Regions from separate parts of the Homo sapiens genome. Here region 2 is linked to region 1. A link is an interaction called in ENCODE POLR2A ChIA-PET data of the cell type or tissue named here. Cell type or tissue: MCF 10A. All regions are shown on one strand. Each heading gives the region's core, and the rest is flanking DNA. Links, peaks and the distances in the headings are about the cores only.

What was found. Peaks named below come from ENCODE experiments on the same cell type or tissue, not always from the same donor. Only the 100,000 strongest peaks of a DNase experiment are listed, where the experiment ranks them.
Region 2: POLR2A ChIA-PET joins it to region 1 with 5 read pairs; 1 of 35 experiments calls an interaction of 5 or more read pairs at or near these places.

The regions. Positions count from the first base shown.
Region 1 is chr20:40,626,530-40,631,907 of GRCh38, forward strand. The region is part of intron 3 of LOC102724968 (a long non-coding RNA gene); the gene reads right to left. Among named protein-coding and RNA genes, the nearest start is that of MAFB, 60 kb to the right of the region's middle. In MCF 10A, for the core only: no CTCF peak of the experiment used is centred there; DNase peaks (open chromatin) are centred at 2,542 and 4,962.
Region 2 is chr20:40,508,920-40,514,297 of GRCh38, forward strand. No RefSeq gene overlaps it. Among named protein-coding and RNA genes, the nearest start is that of MAFB, 180 kb to the right of the region's middle. In MCF 10A, for the core only: no CTCF peak of the experiment used is centred there; a DNase peak (open chromatin) is centred at 2,722.

The DNA of each region.
Region 1 (5,378 bases), core at 274-5,273:
ATTCATATCTCTGATATTTCCTTAGCAATAAATTCTGAGAAGCAGAATTAACTGGTCAAGGGATATGTATCTTTTAAGATTCTTTTACATCTGTTGAGAAATTCAGGAGGTAGACTCCCAACATTAGGAATAAAATTTCATTTTTCCCCATACCATGGCAAGAACTAGGGATTATCTTTTTTTTAATATATTTGTCTATTTGATGGGTGAAAATGATATCTTTTTACTTAATTTTTATTTTTTTCACCATTTCAACAATTATTTAAATTATTTCAAAAAAAAAAAGTATTTTAAAACAAGGAGAGCCTTCTGCCCTGCTGACTGGATATTTGAAATGTTCACAGAGCCCTCGGGAGTTTTGGTTCTTCATTCAAACTTTCAATTCCATAGAGTTTCTCTATCACATCTCAACTGACTTTTGTCATGCTCTCCATATATGTAGTTTTTTAAGATTGCCAACTCTATATTAGTTGCCTACAGCTTCCACAACAACTTACCCCAAAGTTGGTGGCTTAAAACAACAGAATTTTATTCTCTCATAATTCTGGAGGCCAGCAGTCCAAAATCAAGGTGCCAGCAAAGTTATGCTTCCTCCAAAGGTTCTAGTGTAGGATCCTGCCTTGGCTCTTCCAACTTCTGATGGCTCCTAACATTCCTTGGCTGGTGGCAGCATCATCCCAATGTCTGCCTCTGTCTTTACATGACCTTCTTCCTTGGGTCTCTTTGCATCTTCTCCTTTTCTGTCCCTTAGAAGGACACTTGTCATTGGATTTAGGGCCCACCCTAATCCAGGATGATCTCACCTCAAGCTCCTTACCTTAATTATAGCTGCAAACATCTCATTTCCAAATAAGGTCACATTCACAGGTTCCAGGGGCTAGGACTGGACATATCCCTTAGGGAACAGTTTTCAGTCCATTATGCCTCCAGAGCCCGGCTCCTTTGAAGTTCCCCATGGAGTCAGTTCACTTCCATTCCATTAGCTGAATGGTGAGTGCTACTGCCCCCACTATTTGGTTTCTCTTGACACATGAGAAAGCAAATAGTAATGGCTACAACTAAATAAAGGAATTGTTTGTCTTGTTTCTATAATGTCATGTGAAGAGTTTCACTTTTTTTTCATATACAATGAACATTTGTTGCAATGCATAGGACAGTCTACTGACTTAGGGTGAGCAGGGGGGCAGAGAGGAGCAGGTGTCACATGTTGAACACACAATGCCCCCATCAAAAACCTCCGTTAAAAAACTCAGATTCTATGAGGGAAAGAATGACAAAAATAAAACGATTTCAATATAAACTGAACATTGATGAGAAATATAAGCCAAACATCCTAGGGCATCTAAGAAAGGAGTGTGCTATTCTGCCTGAGAAAAGCCAGGAGGGAGGAGACACTGGACGTGGACAAGGAGGGATGATCATTGATCCATCCAGTGGCTCAGGAGGGAAGGGCATTCCAGGCAGAGGGAACAGTGTGTTCTAGGCATAGACTCAGAAGTGTGCATGGGAAGTTTATTGAGGAGGTGGGATGTCCAACATACCCAGAGTGCAAAGCAGCAGTAGGGCCATACGCAGAGTATCCCAATTAGAAAGTCTTATTGAAAGAAAATAAGATAAATTTGTGAATAACACAAAATGAGGTACAGTTCCGAGTCCCCCACCAAAATGCCGATCTCTCCCTCAGTAAAGGCCAGACATAAAAGGGTACTGCATGATTCCATTTAAGTGACGTTTCTAGAACAATCCAAATCTATAGTGATTAAAAAAAAAAAAAAAAGCAAGTTAGTGCTTGTCTGGGGCAAAGTGTGCAGGGAGGTTGCGTGTAAAGAGACAGGAAGGAGTGGTCCGGGTGACAGAAATGTTCTATGCTTTGATTGCAGTGATGGTTACCCAAGTATATACATTTGTCAAAACTCACAAACAGTCCCCTTAGGTGTGTGGATTTCATTGTATATTTATACCTCAATAAAGATGATTTTTAAAAATGTAGGAGCAAAAGGGAATATTCACTTAGAATGAGAAAAGAAATTACAACTAATTATAAATTTTGTCAATAAAAAGCTGAATAGTACCAGAAACATCTCAGCCATTCAGAAAAATAGCCATTTTGTGCATTAATGAACTGCCGACCTACTTTGATAACATTGTTTTTCCTACTTGTTTTGGCTTCATTCTCTTTGTCTCTTCCCATGTCAGTAGTAGTATAACAAGTTTTATAATATTAATGGTTGATCAGTTTGACTTTTATTACTGATAATTTAGAAAATGTCTCTCCACTTCCTAACTCTTTGTTCATATCCTTTGTATTTTTTAAGGATTGTCACAAAGTTTGGCAAAACCTCCATGAATTTTTTTCGTATTTGAGCTCTGGAACTTGTAAGGATTGTCCACAGACTAGCTTCCAGCTCTGTACATTTCAAACTTGGTTTCTCCGCCATACTTTGGGCACCACAGAACACGTTCACGTCGTGAAACAGCCTCTGGCCCCAAACCTTCACTTGGCAACATTCACACATCACATGTGAGTCGGCACAGTAGGTGGTACCAGTGTCCTTGGAAGCAGATTTCGACACTGGGATGATTAGCAATTACTTACCCGTATATGGAAGCGACTGCAAATCACACAGCTATAAGCCCAAACTAAGTGTATCCCCAACTCAGTATCTTCTTAGCCAGATTCCCAAAGTCCTTGGGACCGCTCTAACAGTACAGAAGAGACAGAGGAATGGTACAAATATCAGAGAAGAAGAGAGAGTGGCCTTAACCTATATCAGTTTAAATATCTTATTTTCACAAATTTGGCAGAACCACATGGCCATGGGAATACATTGCTAGGACTGCTAGCAAGGACTCTAAAGCTGAAAAACCTCAGGGGCTGCTCAGTGAGGCTGCCTCAGGGCAGTGGCTGCCGTGGGTAGTTTTGGGAAAGTGGTCGGGACCAGATTTGGAGAGCTTTCAGTCAGGTGCTGAAATACAGCCTTTAACCTCCAGGCAGAGGGGCTTTTCCTTTAACGAAGAGAACAGAATCACTTTGTGTTGGTGGGGGAACTCTGGCAGCCATGGAAAGGGTTGCTTCAGGGTTTACTGTTTGTTTGTTTTAGTTTCTTCTTTTAACTCACAGCATTTCTTATGCAACCCCCCTCAAAATAAAAATACCTTTTCTATTTAAGTGTCTTTAAATTAAGAAAACTGTATTAAATACATTAAAGATAATTTTGAAAAAAGCCCAGAACTCCCCCCTACCGCGGCCAACCAATTTCACCAAGCTAAACTTGTTTAAGTCACTTAATTATCTAAGTGAACAAAGTGGTTCAGAACATACACTGCAAAGTAAAATTCCTCACTTCAAAATTTGGCACCACCGCTTCCTAACTCTGTGACTCTAGGCAAATTATCTAAGCTCTGCAACCTCAGTTTCCTCATCTGTAAAACAGAAAAAACAATAGAAGCTAAGTGTAGAGTCACTGTGCAGATGAAATGAGCTGATTCACTGGGAGCACAGGGCACCATTTCTGACTCAATCAATGTTAGCAGTGATGAATATTTCTGTCTACCCCTTCCCCAGGCAGATATGTTTTATTGAGTCTCCACCTCTGCAGGCTCTTTTTCATGATTCTTTATCATTATGCCAACCATTAAAATATTCAGGGCCAAGCGAAACATTTCAACTAAAAACAGCTAGTTGAATGCGTTGTGTGGCCCGTTTCCTGAGAGCACTTGAGGGGAGTCGTAGGGTGTCGGAGAAATTAGTCACTGAGAAGGGACACAGAAAGAGGGAAGCCAAGACAAACTGTGTTAGTCAGGACTCTTTGGGTTTCAATAGAAAAAAGCCCAACTCAAACATATTTAAGAATAAAAAGGCAAGATTGGCAGAGCATGGAGGCTCACGACTGCAATCCCGCACTTTGGGAGGCCAAGGCAGGCAGATCCCTTGAGGTCAGGAGATTGAGACCAGCCTGCCCAACATAGCTAAACCCTGTTTCTACTAAAAACACAAAAATTAGCTAGGCATGGTGGAGGGCGCCTGTAGTCCCAGCTACTCGGGAGGCTGAGGCAGGAGAATTGCTTGAATCCCAGAGGCAGAGGTTGCAGTGAGCTGAGATCGCACGACTGCACTCCAGCCTGGGCCACAGAATGAGACTCTGTTTCAAAAAAAATTTTTTTAAAGACAGTATTGTCCCCTACGACAGAAGGGAAATGGGGTAATGGTACTGCATGCTTATCTGGATCAAGGAGCTCAAATAATATTGTCAGGCATCTCCACTTTCTCTCAGCTTTGTGTCCCTCTGTACATTTCCTCATTTTCTCCTCTAGCTATCGTGATGCAGAGGGCAGTGGGCATGTCCCCAGACAACCCCAGGCTGACATCATTGCTGTTTAGCATCAACCAAGGGAAGAGCTCGTCAGCTTGCCTCATGTGGCCACAGATGGTAGGATATTGTCCTTGGCAACCTCACCAGAACCCTAAGAAGGGAAGGGTGAGGTGATATTCCCAAGAGAAAGGGTGAAGGGATGCAAAACAGACAGAGAGATGCCACTTGACAAGGGTTCTCATGGCCAAGGTCAGCCATTGCATCTTCAATCACAATTTCCATTTCAAGACTCATTTCCCACCCACAGGGTGTGGGCTTCTTGGAGGCCTCAAATGGTGGGAGTCTGTCACCCACATGGACTCTGCAGCAAGCCGCCACCTGCTTCTTCATAAGAGGCAAACTCGCTCAGAGGCCTGGGCTGCGGCTGTGGGCGCCCAGTCAGGCACTGGGCATTCTTGGGCCTGGGCAGTTGCTGAGTCAAAGGGCCGAGGGCCAAGGCACGGGCTGCCCTATCCTGCTCCCCTCAGATGGGTGGTACTGAATGTTCTCCAGGCGATGCAGGGCTGCTGTGCTACTTTAATTGGAGACGGTGATGGTGAAACCTTCAGGGGAAATTCAGGTGCCAAATGCCTCTCCTAGAGGCGCATTAAAAGTGTCTAGTAGTTGACCAACCCAAATAGCAGGCATCTCTGGGGAATTTCCCAGCAGGGGCCTCGCCCTATCACCTCCTCCCACCTCCCAGCACAGGAGAAAGAATCCTGCCATCCAGACACACCTGGCTCTGCCTCCGCCCCTTCCAACCTGCAGATTCTTAAGCAATTTTCTTCACCTCTCTAGGCCTCAATTTCCTTATTCATAAAATAGGAATTATACTATTTTGTCTGGAATAATAAGATAATGGCCATAGATCTATTTGAATTGTTTATTTTTACTTAAGTCAGTTTTGGCAAATTATATTTTTCCTAGAAGCATTCCCTTCATAAAGATGTCCAATGTTTTGGTGACCAGGCACAGTGGCTCACACCTGTAATCCCAACACTTTGGGAGGCCGAAGTGGGCAGATCA
Region 2 (5,378 bases), core at 109-5,108, 120 kb before region 1:
ATGATTTTGTTATATAGCACATTCTTTGACTTAAAGTCACAGTTTCTGAGAACTTATCAACAATGTTAAATGAAGACTTATCATACTTAAAAAATATGTGACTCACCTTCTGAGTCTACAGGCTATATTTCTTTCTACTGGGTCCCCAGCCTTTAGCCCAGAGTAGATCTCAGTATTATCTTAATGGATGAATAAATGAAGGAGTAGCTTTACTCCTCTTCCCTTACCCTGTGACCTTGTGGTCTCACTCCTCACATCTCTCCCTGAGGCTTTCCCTTTGTCATCAGAGCTGAGGAGACAGCCTTGAAAAGTTCATACCTTCAGGAGACAAGGCGGCTGTCTGAAAGTCACTGGGGCTTCAGAATCAGCCATGCCTGATTTCAAAGCCCATTCAGCCACTTGGATTCTGACATGTCACTTTTGTCCACTGAGACTGTTTCCTCATCTGTAAAATGGAGCAGCAGCCCCTGTCTTGCAGGATTGTGTAAGGCATGAGCACAGGCCCTAGCCCAGTCAGCTACCTATTGTGGGTGTTCAATGCTGGAGGAAGCCCCAGAGACACCCCCTTCTCATCATCACCATACTGTGATCTGAAGCAGGTTTCCATGCTTATGATAATACAATGTTAACACTCCCCATGTATTCAGATCTTTGCCTTGAATCTAGGAGGTGAGTTCAGCTCTAGCATCTGATGGAACCAACCAGTAGCCACCAGATGCAGATGCTAAGGGCCAACATGGGATGAGAAATGGTATTTCCAGATCCCTGGAAGAAAAGTTGGTCATAAGAGGAGATGGAGGGGTATTTCCTGAGCTCCAGCTTCAGGAATCAGTAAGGGAGGCTGGGGGAACATTCTGCAGCCTTTGCAAGGGGCACATATGTAGTTTCAGAGCTGGGACCATGATCAAGAAGTCAGGAACACCCCAGAACTTCATACACTGCTCCTTTTGTTTCTTTCTTACCCATGGATGTGGACCTATGCCTTAAATCAGCATTGTTTCTGGACTTCATCATTTGTCAAGTATTCACTAATGCCAGGTCCCCGACAGGTACTAGAGATTCCCTGGTGGGCAAGGCAGACATGGCCCCTGCCCTCCCAAAGCTGCCAGGCCAGTGTCTTGGCCTTAGCAGCAGCAAGGAAAGGGAGCTAGAGGGCTGGTGGCCTGCTTTGCCAGGTCTGGGTAATAGGAGGCCTTCTCGACAAAGAGGTGCTAAGGGATATTCCAGGGGAGCAAGAAGTAGCCTGCAGTCTGATCTTGACAAACAAGCAGCCAACCTGCTATGGGTCAGGAGGTGTCTGCTCTCTAGCCCTCGGCAGGGTCGTCTGGACAGCTCTCAGCCTTTCACCCTTCTCCAGTTAAGGGAGCAAAAGCAGTTAGTCTCCTGAAGTCAAAAATTGTAATTAATGAATTACCATACAACAGAACTGTTCTTATTTTATTTTATTTTGACAGGGTCTCACTCTGTCACCCAGCAGGAATGTAGTGGCATGATCACTGCTCACTGCAGCCTTGGCCTCCCAAGCTCAGGCGATCTTCCCACCTCAGCCTCCCATGTAGCTGGGACCACAAGAACCCACTACCACATCCATCTAATTTTTTGTATTTTTTTGTAGAGGTGGGTTTTCTCCATATTGCCCAGGCTTGTCTCAAACTCCTGGCCTCAAGCAATCCTCTCACCTCAGCCTCCCGAAGTGCTAGAATTGCAGGTGTGAGCCACCATTCCCCGTCTTGTTCTGTTTCTATATTGTGTCCCTAGGATCTAGCACAGTGACTACCGTAAGAAATACTTGGAGGAAAGAAAAAAAGAAAGGAGGAAGGGAAAAGAGAAGGAGGGAGAAAGGGAGGGAGGGAGAGAAGGAGGGAGGGAGGAGAAAGGAAGGGAGGAAAGAAGAAAGGAAGAGAAAGGGAAGGAAGGGAGGAAGAGAGGAGAAGCAGGGAGGAAAGAAGGAGGAAGGAAGGGAAAGAGGAAGGGAGGGAGGGAGGAGGAAAGGAAGAGAGCGAGGGATTCTGTGAATGTCCTACATTCATTCACTCACTGATTTATTTACCCAACTTTCACTGGCCACTTCTCATGTACTAGACTATAGAGATATCAACAAAGCAGGGGTAGTCCCTGCCATCATGAGTCTGCGTTCTGGCGCCTGCAGGGAGAGCACACTGAAAGCAGCATCTTTTTGTGCCTCCTGTAGAACAGCAGCCCCAAAAAATGCTGAGCCAAATGCTCCACTGTCAAACAAGCTTGAATCTGCGCGCCCCTGCTTCCCTTCTTGGATTGACACATCAGAATATCAAAGATTCTGAGAAGTTTTGCAATAAAAAATGCATAATTAACCAGGTCTGTTCCAAACTTTTTCAGCCTGAAACCTGCTTTTTCTCAGATTGACATCCCAGGATCTTAAAGGAATCAGGCGAGATCGCCTCCCTCTTGGCCCAGGGTGTGAGCCTCCCTGTCCTGTTAGGCCAAGTTTCTCCTCACCCAGAGCTTATTCCCGACAGCACGCCCTGTGGAGGGGCCCTGCCGCCACAATTTCCGAAGCCTGGGTTTCTTGGCACCTAAGGGACTGCTGCCCTGACAGTGCTCCAGCAAACCATGCCTGTGCCATCTTGCCCCCACATGTGCTGGAGTCATGGAGATACCTCCTGTTGTTCTATCCCTGAGACTTGAGGACAGGAAGAAGCAGCAGGAGAAACCACAAGGGGCCGGACTCTGATTGGAACAGCAGGAGGGCTGGAGGCCTGGCCTGACCTGCAGGCCTGCACGATGATGCCAGAGCCCCAGGTTTTGGCAGAGCCTGAATCCTGCTTGCCAAGGGAATTTGGAAACTGCCAAACCCCTGTGCAGATGAAGACAAATATCAGCCTCGTGTTTCTGATTCACTTAGGCTCAGCTCATCAAAGTGCTATTTGGTGAAAGCTGCTTACATCTCAACAAGTCAAAGGACCTCCTGTGGAATTGTGATTTAGCTTTGTCCAAAGATCTCTTGGCCACGGCGGAAGGATTCAAGTCATGCCTCTCCCACTTCAGGAAGAACTGTAGCCACTAGATATGCTTTGAGAAATGTACTTCACTTTTCTGAGCCTCGGTTTCCTCAATTATAAACTGGGAGGTGGTACCAACCTGGAAGAATTCCTGTGAAGATTAAATAATTGAATGCATTATTTAAACCCCTAACACTTCATTAGTGCTGTATAAAATGGTGTATATTATTAATAATAGTATTATGATTATTATCAGCATCTGCACCACCACCTTTATATGAGTCAGTGAATCTGCAGTTATTAAGTCTGAAATGTTGCATAGGCTATTGAGATAGACTGTCATAGCCATGACCCACAATGACACCCCCTTCTCAGAATCCATGCCCTTCTGTAGTCTCCTCCCCAACAGTGACCCTAGACTTGGACGTGTGACTTGTTTTGGCCAATGAGACATCTGCCCTGAGACTGCTTTGCCTATAGGAAGGTTAGGGTGACCCATGCCTTGGAGAGAGGCCCAGAAATCCCCAGCCATCCCAGCTGAATCCAGGTCCCAACTGAAGAGAACCATATGATGAACCCAGAGGAAACCGGCAGAAAACCCGCCCAGCCTAATAAGTTGCTGTCCTATGCCACTAAGTTTTGGGGCTGTATTGTGCACAGCGCAAATACCTGGTATGACTATTTAGTTTACAGCTGGTCCATCTTCTTACCCATTCATCTCTTCCTTTGCTAGTCACAGGACTTTTTCTTGTTCAACTAGACTCCTCAGATGGGAGAAATGTAGAGCCCGGAGGCTGGTTGGAAGAAATTATATGTTTATTATCTTAATTCGAATCAGCCACCACCCCAGGCCACCTCAAATAGACTCACAGATTACAGATGAACCTGCCCCTCAATGCAATTAGCACGCCCTTCTCAGGACAGCTGGCCACTTAGAGCCCTGTGGCTGCCATTAGAACCAAAATACAAGTGAATTCAAAGTGATTCCAGACACTCCATGAATACAGGCTACTTACTGGGAAGGAACACCAGTCTGAAAATCTGAAAGAGGAAAAGTGAAATGCATTCGAAAAAAAAAACTAACTACAGTTTTATTGTTCCACAACACATACTGTAACTCACACTAAACACTGAAATGTTACCACCAACTGGTCCCTGGGTGGCTCTGATGAGTGAAGTGGCTTGGTTTGCAATTGGCATATTAATTGTTTGAATGCAAACAAGTTCCTCTAAAGTATCTGAAGCTGTTCGGTGAAGAGTTGATTCTCTTAAACACTTCAATATTAATACTGCAAACATTTACCCTGTGGGTGGGAGCAATGACTCAGGGAAATAAATCTCACATCTTTGCCTTCAGCCAGGTCTTCCTCCAAGACTTCAGATCTATAGTAACCACGTGTTTATGGAAAGCAGCCCCTGGAATGGATTTAACAGTGATAGCTTGCGTGTGCCAATCGCTGTGCTAACCACTACTCATTTAATTCTCACCACCACTCTATGAGACAGGCATTGCTTGTCTCCCCACTTTACAGAGGAAGGAAAGGCAGCTCAGAGGGGTTAAGTGACTCGTTCAAGGTTATGAAGTTGTGTGACTCCAAGTTCCACACTGTGACTTCCCCCAGCCCCACTCTGCCTCCCCATCTTGCCTCCTGTGTTTCTTTTTTCAGTGCCTATGTCCATTGTAGGTCCATCCATAGGTCCAAGCCACACACCTTCCAAAAGACCTCTTGAAAATCTCTCAAACATGGCCACTCTCTGCACCCACTGTGCCATGATTGCCATCCCAGATAATCACAATGTCCCCTAACTGGTCTCTCTCCCTCCATGTTGTCTTCCTCCAATTCATTCTCTTAACCACAGCTGGAGTCTGTCTACCCCAAGCCTGAGCTCCGGAGCTTAAACCCCACACGGCAGAAGGAGCAGAATTTTCCAAAGATAGTCAGGAGGGTAGCTGGGTGCAATGTTGGAAAAATGGGGATGTGTAGGCAGGGACAGAAACCGAGGGAGGAAAGCAAGGTTCAGAAAGGAAGAGGTGTCTGTAGAGATCACTTTCCATATGCAGGAAAAGCACAAGAGAAAGTCGAGGTTAATCATCTCTCCAATCTTTGTTCCTTCTCTGCAATAATTTACCTCTGAGATTGGCCTGACTCTCTAATAAAGAACTTTGAAGTGTGCAGAAAAAATCCGCACACAAAAACCGTGGTGAAAAAGGCCCTGCAGAATCTGGACCCTACAGGCTAGAGGATTCCCAGCCAGATTCTTACACATACACCCTCCTTTAAAAACACCTCTATATCCATATAAAAGTCCCCAAATACCCCATGCTCTCTTCCACCTTGGGGCCTTTGCACAGGCAGTTTCCAGAATCCACAGTTCTCTTCTTTCTCATGAGTCCCT